Linked DNA regions of Homo sapiens: region 2 is linked to region 1. A link is a loop called in an ENCODE intact Hi-C map of the cell type or tissue named here. Cell type or tissue: mammary epithelial cell. All regions are shown on one strand. Each heading gives the region's core, and the rest is flanking DNA. Links, peaks and the distances in the headings are about the cores only. Region 1 overlaps LOC105369310 (a long non-coding RNA gene). Region 2 overlaps LINC02735 (long intergenic non-protein coding RNA 2735).

What was found. Hi-C counts contacts between places; a loop is a spot of excess contacts. Peaks named below come from ENCODE experiments on the same cell type or tissue, not always from the same donor. Only the 100,000 strongest peaks of a DNase experiment are listed, where the experiment ranks them.
Region 2: a loop joins it to region 1, with 5 times the contacts of the local background. A loop is called at or near these places in 4 of 110 quality-filtered maps.

What each region holds. Positions count from the first base shown.
Region 1 is chr11:56,903,961-56,909,349 of GRCh38, reverse strand. All of the region lies in intron 2 of LOC105369310 (a long non-coding RNA gene), which reads left to right. It also overlaps the pseudogene FADS2B. Among named protein-coding and RNA genes, the nearest start is that of LINC02735, 58 kb to the right of the region's middle. In mammary epithelial cell, for the core only: no CTCF peak of the experiment used is centred there; DNase peaks (open chromatin) are centred at 2,319, 2,559 and 3,229; H3K27ac peaks cover 3,029 bases.
Region 2 is chr11:56,849,780-56,855,168 of GRCh38, reverse strand. The region is part of intron 1 of LINC02735 (long intergenic non-protein coding RNA 2735); the gene reads right to left. Among named protein-coding and RNA genes, the nearest start is that of LINC02735, 4.0 kb to the right of the region's middle. In mammary epithelial cell, for the core only: no CTCF peak of the experiment used is centred there; a DNase peak (open chromatin) is centred at 2,848; H3K27ac peaks cover 285 bases.

The DNA.
Region 1 (5,389 bases), core at 336-5,335:
GGTACAAAGTTACAGCTAGACCGGAAAAATGAGTTTGGTGTTCTATTACACATAGGGCAAGGGTCCCCAGCCCCCGGGCCACGAATCAGTGCCAGTCTGTGGTCTGTTAGGAACTGGGCTGCATAGCAGAAGGTGAGTGGCAGGCGAGCAAGGGAAGCTTCATCTATGTTTACAGCTACTCCCCATCATTCTCATTACAGCCTGAGCTCTGCCTCCTGTGAGATCAGCTGCAGCATTAGATTCTCATAGGAGCACAAATCCTATTGTAAACTGCACATGTGAGGGATCTAGGTTACATGCTCCTTATGAGAATCTAATGCCTGATGATCTGTCACTGTCTCCCATCACCCCAGATGGGACCCAGTAGTTGCAGGAAAACAAGCTCAGAGCTCCCACTGATTCTACATTATTGTAAATTGTATAATTATTTCATTATTACAGTGTAATAATAATAGAAATAAAGTGCACAATAAATGTAATGTGCTTGAATCTCCTGAAACCACACCCCACCCACTGGTCCATGGGAAAATTGTCTTCCATGAAACCAGTCCCTGGTGCCAGAAAGATTGAGGACCACTGCAGTAGGGTGACTGTAGCTAACAATCAGGTATTATATATTTCAAGATAGCTAGAAGAGAGGATATTGAATGTTACAACAAAGAAACGATAAATGTTTAAAGTGATGAAGATCCTAATAACCTTGACTTGATCATTACACAACGTACATATGTATTGAAACATCATAGTGTAGCTCATAAATACATACAATTACTATGTGTCGATTATAAATAAAAATAAAATAAAATGATAAAAGATTTTTTAAATTGCATATGACCTACTTAATCTTACAATTGTGTATTTATTCACACATTCATTATTTATTTTGAATTATGTCCTAGGTGTCAGATACTTACTGAGCTAGGCATTTGGAACATAAAGATAAACATGATAAAATGGGGTTTCCACACTTAGGAAACATATAATCTAATGGGAGCAGTAGACAACTGAACAAGGACAATATGATAAGGAGAGAATCTCCTTTTCAATTAAGTCACCTGAGAACCAATGTTTGGATTCTTCCGCCAGCTGACTGTACTCTTTTAGCCAATGATTATCTGTGGTGAGTAGTAATGTGGGAGTCCGGTTTGGATCCATGATATGACGGGAAGCAGATCTTAACAGGTAAAGCTTAGAATAATGGTCAGAGTAATTATGGGTGTGATCCAAATAAATGTCTTCCCTTGGCCCTTCTTTCTGGAAGCCACTATATCCAGAGACAAGGGAAAGAAAGTACTCCACAGGCAAGAGAGGATTATCAGCGGCATGCCAAATAGGCTGCCCCTTCGCCAAATTCTAGGCAGGAACAACCCTGTCATTCCTCATTTCCACATTAGGTCTATTCTCAGTGCGGTAGAGAAAGGGCGGGGAACATCACACATTGGGGCCTGTTGGGGGGTGCGGGGCTGGGGGAGGAATAGCATTAGGAGAAATACCTAATGTAAATGATGAGTTGATGGTTGCAGCAAACCATCATGGCACATGTATATCTATGTTTCAAACATGCACATTGTGCACATGTACCCTAGAACTTAGGGTATTAAAAAAAAAAAAGAATGAACCCAGGCTTTGGAATGAAACCAACCTGAATTTAATCCCTGCTTGGCCATCTATTTAGGTATGTGACCTTGAGCAATTTCCTCATCTGTAAAATGGATGAGGCTTCTTAGAGGATTGCAGAAAATAACATGCTTGACACTTTCCTTTTCCTTACCAAAATAAAATGTTTTAGGATGTCATCATGGAATCAGTATAGGCCAGATTTTCTAGGAAGATCTTAATTTCAAATGTTCTGTCCCACTATCCCTATAATGAGACTTGACTCTTAGTTTTTTTATATGCACATACTGATGAATATGAAAAATATGCTACAAGGAGTCCACTTTGTTTTTAGTATTGCACAGTAGTCCAAAATGTATGCAAACATTTCATGGTTTATTTTGGGAAGTGCTCTTTTATTGTACAAACACTGGAAAGACCAGAACATATACATTTTTGCACAGTTGGTGAATGAAAATTCTAAAGAATCTCCATATTGGTGTCTTTTCCAGGCGGTGGTGGGGGGAGGTAATTGACATGAAGTTAAATTTTAAACTTTAAAATTGTGATGCATGTCTAAGGCGGGGATGTTGCTGTTTATATTGTAATTTTCTTTGTCACATCCTCCCCGCCCACCTTCCCTTTCCACAGGTAGTTTTCTCTCCTGCACATAGTTGAAGCCAATGTTCATTTTGCTCATGAGTCACTGTTTTTGTCTGCAAAAAAAGGCAGAGTACACTTGATTTGCTTTTAGAGCCATTGCCCATGTTCTTACTCAGTTCACAAGTCATCAAGGTTATATTCATTTCGACTAGTGCAAAATTGTTTCTGGAGACACAACTTACATAGAAATAGCTGTGTACAAATCAGGATCAATGGGAAAGCAGTGATTTTTTTTTTAAAGTGCCAGCATGGGTGGGGCTGATCTGAAATATTTCACATACTGGCACTGAATCAACTGCCAGCTACCTCCAGGGCAGATGAGTCTTACCTTTCCTCTGACTCCTCAGAACAGAGGAGGAAAAATGGGATGGTCTATTACCTGAAACTCACAATAGCAGAAGAAACTGCCTCTGCTTTTATTCTGTGCTAAGTATCTCTGAGTGAATCCAGAAACAGACTAATCTATCTTACACTGGTGAAGAGAGGGTGGAATAGAATGCCCACAGGAATTTTCTGGTCAAATGTGACCTATCACATGAAATAACAACTTATTATTCATTCTAACTATTTTGGGGGACACATCTCCAATATGAATCAAAATCCAACTCTGTGTTATCTGATTGACTTAAGGCTCAAACTGCTCAATGGGAGAGAGGGTAGATAAAAGTAGATGATTCCAGGTACCTTGCAACTTAGTGATGATGTGATTTATTTCCATCTTCTTAATACTTCAACGATTAAATATTTTTCTTATTGATTCTGAGTCTTCATTTTGATTATGGAAAGACTGTTTCTAGTATTAATAACAATTAACAATTATTAAGCATTTCCTGTATGCCAGACACTTTGTTGAGCATGACACATGAGTATTGCGTATAATCCTAACAACATCCTTATCAGGTTGAAGCCATCATCTATCATCATTTTACAGTTGAAGAAACTGTGGTTCAAAATCATTAAGTAATTTGTTCAAAGTGACTCAGCTCATGAGTGCCTGAATTCTCACAGAAGGCAGGTTCATTTTTGTAGGTTAGAATCACCTGGGGAACTTTCCAAAAATACTGATGTCTAGACTCTACTGGGGATGAATTTAGAATATCTAGAGATGGTACTTAGGCATTAGGACTTTAAAAAATAACTTCTTTAGGTGGCTTCAAATGATAGCCAGCATTGAGCAGCTCTGCTCTAGTGCCTGCATTATTTAGTGCTATGCTATGAATTCTCCACTGACCAGTTTATGTCCATTGGCTTAAATGCTTAACCCCTCTGAACATGAATTTCAACTGAAAACTAGGAGTGCTATATCCTCACATCATTAGAATTACTTGAGAAAATAGCCTAACGGGGCAAATTCCGAACCTGGCACTTGTCAGGCTCACACAATGTGAGTCCCCATCTGTGTTTCCTTATTGTTTGCTGTAAGTAGTTACTGCTCACTACTCTCTGTGGGCCTGGCTCCAGCATTGTCTTCATGCTTTTATTAGTTGGCTACTTCCAAGCCACTACGGGCTGGGGAAGCAGATAACCAGAATGAGATATATGTATAAAATCACTGTGTTAGGGAAGAACTAATAGGCTCTGAGTCAGTGCCCATAGGTTTTTCCTAAGGGATCCCGGTTTGAATGCAAGGATTTGGTTTAGTGGAAGGCTCAGAGACATTTGCTTCCCTTCTAGGCCAGAGTACATAGTCACCAAACCCTAGAAAGTTCTAGAAAAGTAGAGATCTAGTTTAACTCCTAGTACTACTGATGGGAACACTGAGGACCAGGGATAGAATGTGATTTACTAAAGATCTCACAATGAGCACTGTCAGAGCCAGGCCTGGAAGCCATGCTTGGAAGTCCTGCACTGTTAACTGGTTCATTCATTCACTCTTTCTTTCTTTCTTTCTTTCATTCCTTCCTTCAACAAAAGCTTATTGAAGGCTCCCCCCCGCCGCCATGCACCAAGCACTCTCCTAGGTGCTGCACTGCAGTGGTGCATAGGACAGTGTACCTGCTTCCTGGAGCCCAAGTAAGAGGGGATAAGACCAGCTGTCATATCACTACCTGCTTTTTCCAGCAGTCTGGATTTTGCAATCCTGCACTCTTGAACAGAGCCATCTGGCTTTTCCTGACTAGTCTTTCTGTTCACTAGTATCTGTTTTGCATCTTTTCCTTTATTTCTTCATAGCTGCCTCCTCCTTGCCCAAAATCCCTTCTAAGAATATTCCCACTTATGATTTCACAATGCACATCTTCATTTTTCAAGGCACACACTTTCTTCTGTGAGGTGGTCCCTTAGGGCAGGGGGGTGCCAGGGATTTAGCCAAAGAGTCTACCAGGGTAATACAAAATATAAGAGCTTCTTAAATAGAACTAAATAAATCCTCACAAAAAATTTAATTTAAAATTCTCATTTCAGCACATATTTTATAGTGTTGTATTATATATTAGTACATATTATCTACCTTGTTAGTACACTTATATTTATTTGTGGGGTATCATAAATATTTTTTACTGATATCAATGTACAAATATGGGAACCACTCCTTAGGGACTCATGTTCAGGAATCCCCCTCATGCTCCCTGACGTCCCATACCTTGAGATGGCACATCACAAATTTATGCACCACGTGGTTCCACTTGGACTTCCTAAATATGGAAAGGTGCCCCGCGTCATGCTGCAAAAATGAGCTCTGAGCCTAGGAGAGAGGAAGTTACTGTTAGAGAAATTGGGACCCTAACAAGAAATCAATCAACAAGTCCCATAGTAGATTCACAACCTTATTTGGGAAAAGTGGGTGATCTTGTTCGACCTCCAGCCAAAATTAGTTTCTATTTCCCATACATATCCTGCCTGTTCTTTCCAACATTTATGCCTTTGTTGTATCAGCCTGGAATGCTCTCCTTGTCACTTTCAAAGGTTTCCAGTATGGAGTGCAAAGACCATGGTCTTTGGTGTCAGACAGATTTGAATTCTAAACTGTTCTTCACCACTAACGAGCTTCACGACTCTGGGCAAGTTACTCGATAGCTCTCACCTTCAGTTCTTCATCTGATAGAAGGGGACACTAATACCTAACTCACGGGGTTATTGTACTACATACCTATATGTAAAGTGCCCAGCGTATGCTAAGCACTAAACAAAT
Region 2 (5,389 bases), core at 59-5,058, 54 kb after region 1:
TAGTATTTATAATAACAATGCCTTAAGTTTACAAAGGTCTTTGAAATACAGATCTTTCTTTCTCTCTCTTTCCTTCTTTCCTCCCTCCCTCCTTTCCCTTCTCCCTCTCTTTCCTTCCTTTTTTCCTTCCTTTTTCCTTTCTTCCTTTTTTCCTTCCTTCCTTTTTCTTTCCTTCCTTCCTTCCTCCCTTCCTCCCTCCCTCCCTCTCTTCCCTCCTTTTCCTTTTCTTTCTGTCTCCTCTTCTCTTCTCTTCTTCTCTCTCTCTCTCTTTTATAGAGACAGAGGCCTTACCATGTTGCCCAGGCTGATCTCAAACTAGAATCTTTCATATTTATTATCTTATTTAAAACAAATCCCAGTAGTTTGAGGCTTGTTATATTATTGCTGTTTCACAGATAAGGGATTTCTCAAAGTCACAGAAGAGGTAACAGTTGGTGGTTGTGAGGGCTGGCACCAGCACTTCTGTCTCTAAGTGGACTCTTCTCACTTTGTCTCAATTGCCCCCATTTATTTTAATGACTGGAAGAAAAATGAATGAATGATTGGATGAGTAAAAGAACTAAAGCCAGGACAATTCACCAACCCTCAGGGATGGAGAAGCTAGCCTGGCTAAAGTAGACCCGGACAGAAGATCCATCAGGATCCCCCTGAGAAATACAGGCTGTTGGTATTAGACTGCAAACTACAAATGTAACAGGGAGGGAAACTCATGCGTATTATACTTAGATATGCAAATAATCTGTACTTCTAATTTTTTTCTATAATTAATTGCATCTTTATTATGAGCCCATATAATGCTGAGTAGCAGGGGCTACTACACTGAGTTCAGTTTGTTAAATGCAATTGCACTGCTGATCTCAAAAACCCTGTATTTCAGATGCCTCTTCTCCACACACCTCTCTAGATTGGCCTCTAGAGATATGAGGAAGGGACTTTAGGAGAATTTATGGTGAATGGAATAGGAGAAGTCTCTTGGATTTACATGAGAGCCCTCTGGCTTCCCTGGCTCTTATGGTAACTTTATTGTCAACCTAGTTGAGTCTCACCTTACTGGCTTCCTTAGCTGGTGATGCCCTGCCCTCTTCTTTAAGCACAGTCAGGAGAACAAGAACTGTGTTCTTCCCTGTCTCCAAGTTCTCGCTTTGGTTCAGCTGGTGATGATAGCTTGTGTTACAAGAACAGGTGCAGAAAGTTTTGAAAGGCTCAGATATCTGCCACGTTAGTTCATAGACAGGTCAATATAGCTAGGTGTTTAAAGCAAACTAGACCTCAGATTTTTCCTACTGTTAGGCTTAAGAGAGTACCTTCTATCCACCACTCCACCTTATAATATCTCTGTCCAAATTAGCTTATGCTGAGTTAAGAGTTGGAAGGGAGAAGAAGTGATGAAAATTCTTTTGATTAGTCAATGAATTTAGGGGGAATGGCCAGGAGTTCTGCTAAGAGGATTTGATTAACATCACTAAGAGGAATCTTGAGGAGGCTTCAAAGATCAGGGACTCAGACTCCTGAAGAAAATACCATAACCATTCTCTCCTACCCACCATCCAACTTTGCAAGATGTTCTCTTTATAGGTGAAGTGACCTCTCTGAGTTAGACAAGCCATGAGGTACTCTGGCTCCTGGACAGTGAGTGGATATTGATTGGAAAGGAACATTTGGGGTTGACTCAGAGTTAAGAATCTCAGTCTCTTAACCTATCCCAGCAAAATTTATTCCAAGTTCAGAGGAAGAATGAGTACACTACAAGAAATTAGTTAAAGCAATTAAAAATATAAATGGATATTTACTGAATACCTACCATGTGCCAGGCACTATTCTAGGCACTGAGGGAAAAACAATGGGGCTGGAGGGAGGAGTGAGAAGGAAAAAAAAAAAAAACAACAGACAAAATTATCCAACTTTCTGGAGCTTCTATTCCGGAAGGGATTTCAGATAATAAATAACATAACTAAATAAACTATGCAGCACATTAGTGATAAATATAGAAAGAAATAAAGGAGGAAGGAGGATACAGGTAGAGTGGGGAGTGCAATTTAAATTGGTTTGAACAGAGAATATCTCACTGAGATGACATTTGAGCAAAAACTTGAAGAAGGTAAAGAAGCGAGCCACGTGGTTGGATATCTGAAAGAAGAGAATTCCAGTGAGAAGGTAGTACTGTTTCTGGTATATGTTAGAAGCACAGGACGGAGATTACTAGAGCTGGAGGGTACTGTCTGGTGAGGAGAAAATCTGTAAATGAGGCTAAAGAAATAAAGGAGTAGGGCCTTGATCATGGAAAAGGCTCTTGGTTGTTTCCCAGGTGAGATGGGAGCCCTTGAGCCCTTGAGCACAGGAAGGACCTGGTCTGATTTCAAGAATCATTTGTTTGCTGTGCTGAGAATTGATTCTCTCTACTATTCTAGGAGAAAAGTAGAAGCAGATAAACCAGTTAGGTTACTGTCACAATAATTCTAGTGAGAGAGATATTAGTAGCTTGGGATTGGGTAGCAGCAAGAGAGAGTGGGAGAAATAATTAGATATGGATATATTTTGTAGTAGAACCACTCAATAGCATGGATTGGATGTGGGGTAGAAGAAAAATAGGAAAATCAAGGATGTCTTCAAAATTTGTGGATTAACTAGAAAAATGGAATCACTATTAAGATGTGGAAGGCTTTAGGTGCGTTAGGTTAAGGGAAAGATTAGAAGTTGGTTTTTGCACATATTAATTTTGAGATGCCTATAAAACATCCAATAATTATTTGTTGAGTAGGTATTTGGAGTCTGACTTTAAGGGACAAGTCTGAGCTGGACATATAAACTTGTAAATCATCAGCACATAGATGGTTTTGAAAGGCATGAAACTAGATGAGATCATCAAGAGGGTGAGTGTAGACAAAACAAAAATGTAATAACATGGCTGAGCATTTTTTAGCATCCCAGGCCTTTAAATCCAGCTCTCAGCTGGAGATACCACTTAGGTATCTCCAGGCATCTCAAATTTAACAGGTCCAAAACTCAGTGCATTATCTGACCTCTTTCAAAACTTGCTATGTAAGCACAGTACTGATATTAAGTTGAATGATTATAGTAGGCTCTATTTTTTGAGTGCTTACATGTCTGGCATTTTGCTAAGCACTTTACATGCATTATTTAGTTTAATCCTTACAGTATCATGTTAAGTAGATATTACTATTTTCTTTCTATAGCAGATAAGAAAAGCGAGGCCAGAAAGTTTGAATAAATTGCCCAGGGACACACGACTAGTAAGCGGTGAAGTTTGATGGTAATCCCAGGTCTCTTGAATCCAGACCTTATATTTATAACAACCAAGTCATATAGTATCTTGATATTCAGGAAAAGTAAGTCTAGAGACTTTCCTAAATTTTTAGTTTTGTAACTTGTTTTGCATTATGGGGTTCTTTGATAATCTGATGAGAACTATAGATAATTCCCCTGGAGATATGCACATATGGGAAGAGAGCTAACACTTTGTATTCAATTTCAAGGTTCAATAGACACCTTCAGATCCATCCATGGACCTTGTCCACTTAAATATCAGTGGGACCTCCACAAAAAAATTTCTGCATCATGTCCCCCCATAATTTCTCTCATAAATGGCAATTTCTCTTTTAGTAACTTACTAAAAAATTTAATTGACCTTTTTTTAGGCTTTCATTTATTTACTTTAAAAGATATATATTCAGACAGGTAAATACTATAGACTTGTATAAACCTCATTTCTACCCTACCTCTATTCCTATCTACTCTATCCCATCCCCCAAATCTCATATTGAAAATGATGTAGTACTTTTCCTTAGTTCAGCTAAAGATGGGGTCTTGTCCCACGGCCAAGAAAATTTAGGCTTGCAGATGATTTTAAGGGTGAGTGAGGTAGGGTTTCACTGGGGGAAAAGGAAAAAAAGGGGAACAGAGAATCTCTGCAAGGCCAGAGTTACTGCTAGTGTGCTTCCTGCCTGTCAGCTTGAATCCCAGGTTCCACACAGGAAGATGAGGGGCTGCAAATGGTGCAAACTTCTGTGACTATATCCCATTGTACATTCCTCCTAGTACGCAGGCTGATTGGAAGCTCTGCCAGGGAGTCCTTCTCACCTGGCTGTCCCAGCAACAACTTCTATTACTTCCTTTAGTATCTGTCCAGTGTTTCTTTAATGTAAATATAGGCATGAATTTAGTTGTTGGTCCCCACTCCATCTCTTTCTTATATAAAGGTAACACAGTATGCTCATAATCCTTTGCTTTGCTTTTATTAATATATCCTGGGTTTCTTTCCAGATCAATAGGCAGAGAGCTTCTTCATTCATTTTTAATTGCAATCCGTCTACCAGTCTCTTATGAATGCACATTTGGGAGCTTTCTAATTTTTTCTCCTTTAAACAATGCTGCAGTGAATAACTAACAAAAGTCATTTTGAACATATGCAGGAATATCTATCAGATAAAGTCCTAGTAGTAAGATACTACTAGATACAAGTCAAAATGTAAATGCATTTGCATTTTTTAAACCATTTCTCAAGGCATTATTGCCATATGGAAAGTTGTATATATTTAATGTATTCATCTCAATAGGTTTTGGAATAAAAGCACACATCAATGAAACCATCGCAATCATCCAGGCCATAATTATATCCATCACCTCCCAAAGTTTCCTTCTGCTCTCTTTATTATTATTATTTTGTGGTAAGATAAAATAATAACATAATGTAAAATCTACCCCCTTAGCATTTTAAAGTATACAATACAGTATTGCTTGCTATAGGCACTATGCTATATGTTGGATCTCAGGTATTAAATTCTCCTGCATAACTGAAACTTTGTCCCTTTAACCATCACTCCTCATTCTCCCCTCTCCCCAGCTCTTGGCAACCACCATTCTACCCTCTGCTTCTATGAGTTTGACTATTTTAGATTCCACATATAAGTGAAATCATACAGTGTTTTTCTGTATCTGACTTATTTTACTTAATGTATAACCATGTTGCCACAAATGGCAGAATTTCTCTCTTTCTTAAGGCTGACTAATATTCTGTTGTACGTATATACCACATTTTCTTTATCTACTCATCTGTCAATGGATAAAGAACAATGGATATTTCGCATTTATAATTTTGATAGATATTACACAATTGCATTCCTTAGAAGTTGAAACATACTGCACATTCATTATAGCAATGTGAGAGAGTGCCTGTTTCTCTACAGTTTCCCCAGAAGCTGGTGTATTATTAAGCTTTTGAATTTTTACCAAATAGGTGAGAAATGCTATTTCTGTGTAGTCTTAATTTTCATTGTATGAGAGGGATGAGTATCTTTTCATAAGTTTAGGGCTGCAGTTACATTTCTTTTTCTGAGAACTTTCTGTTCTCTACTTTTCAGTTGGTTCTTTG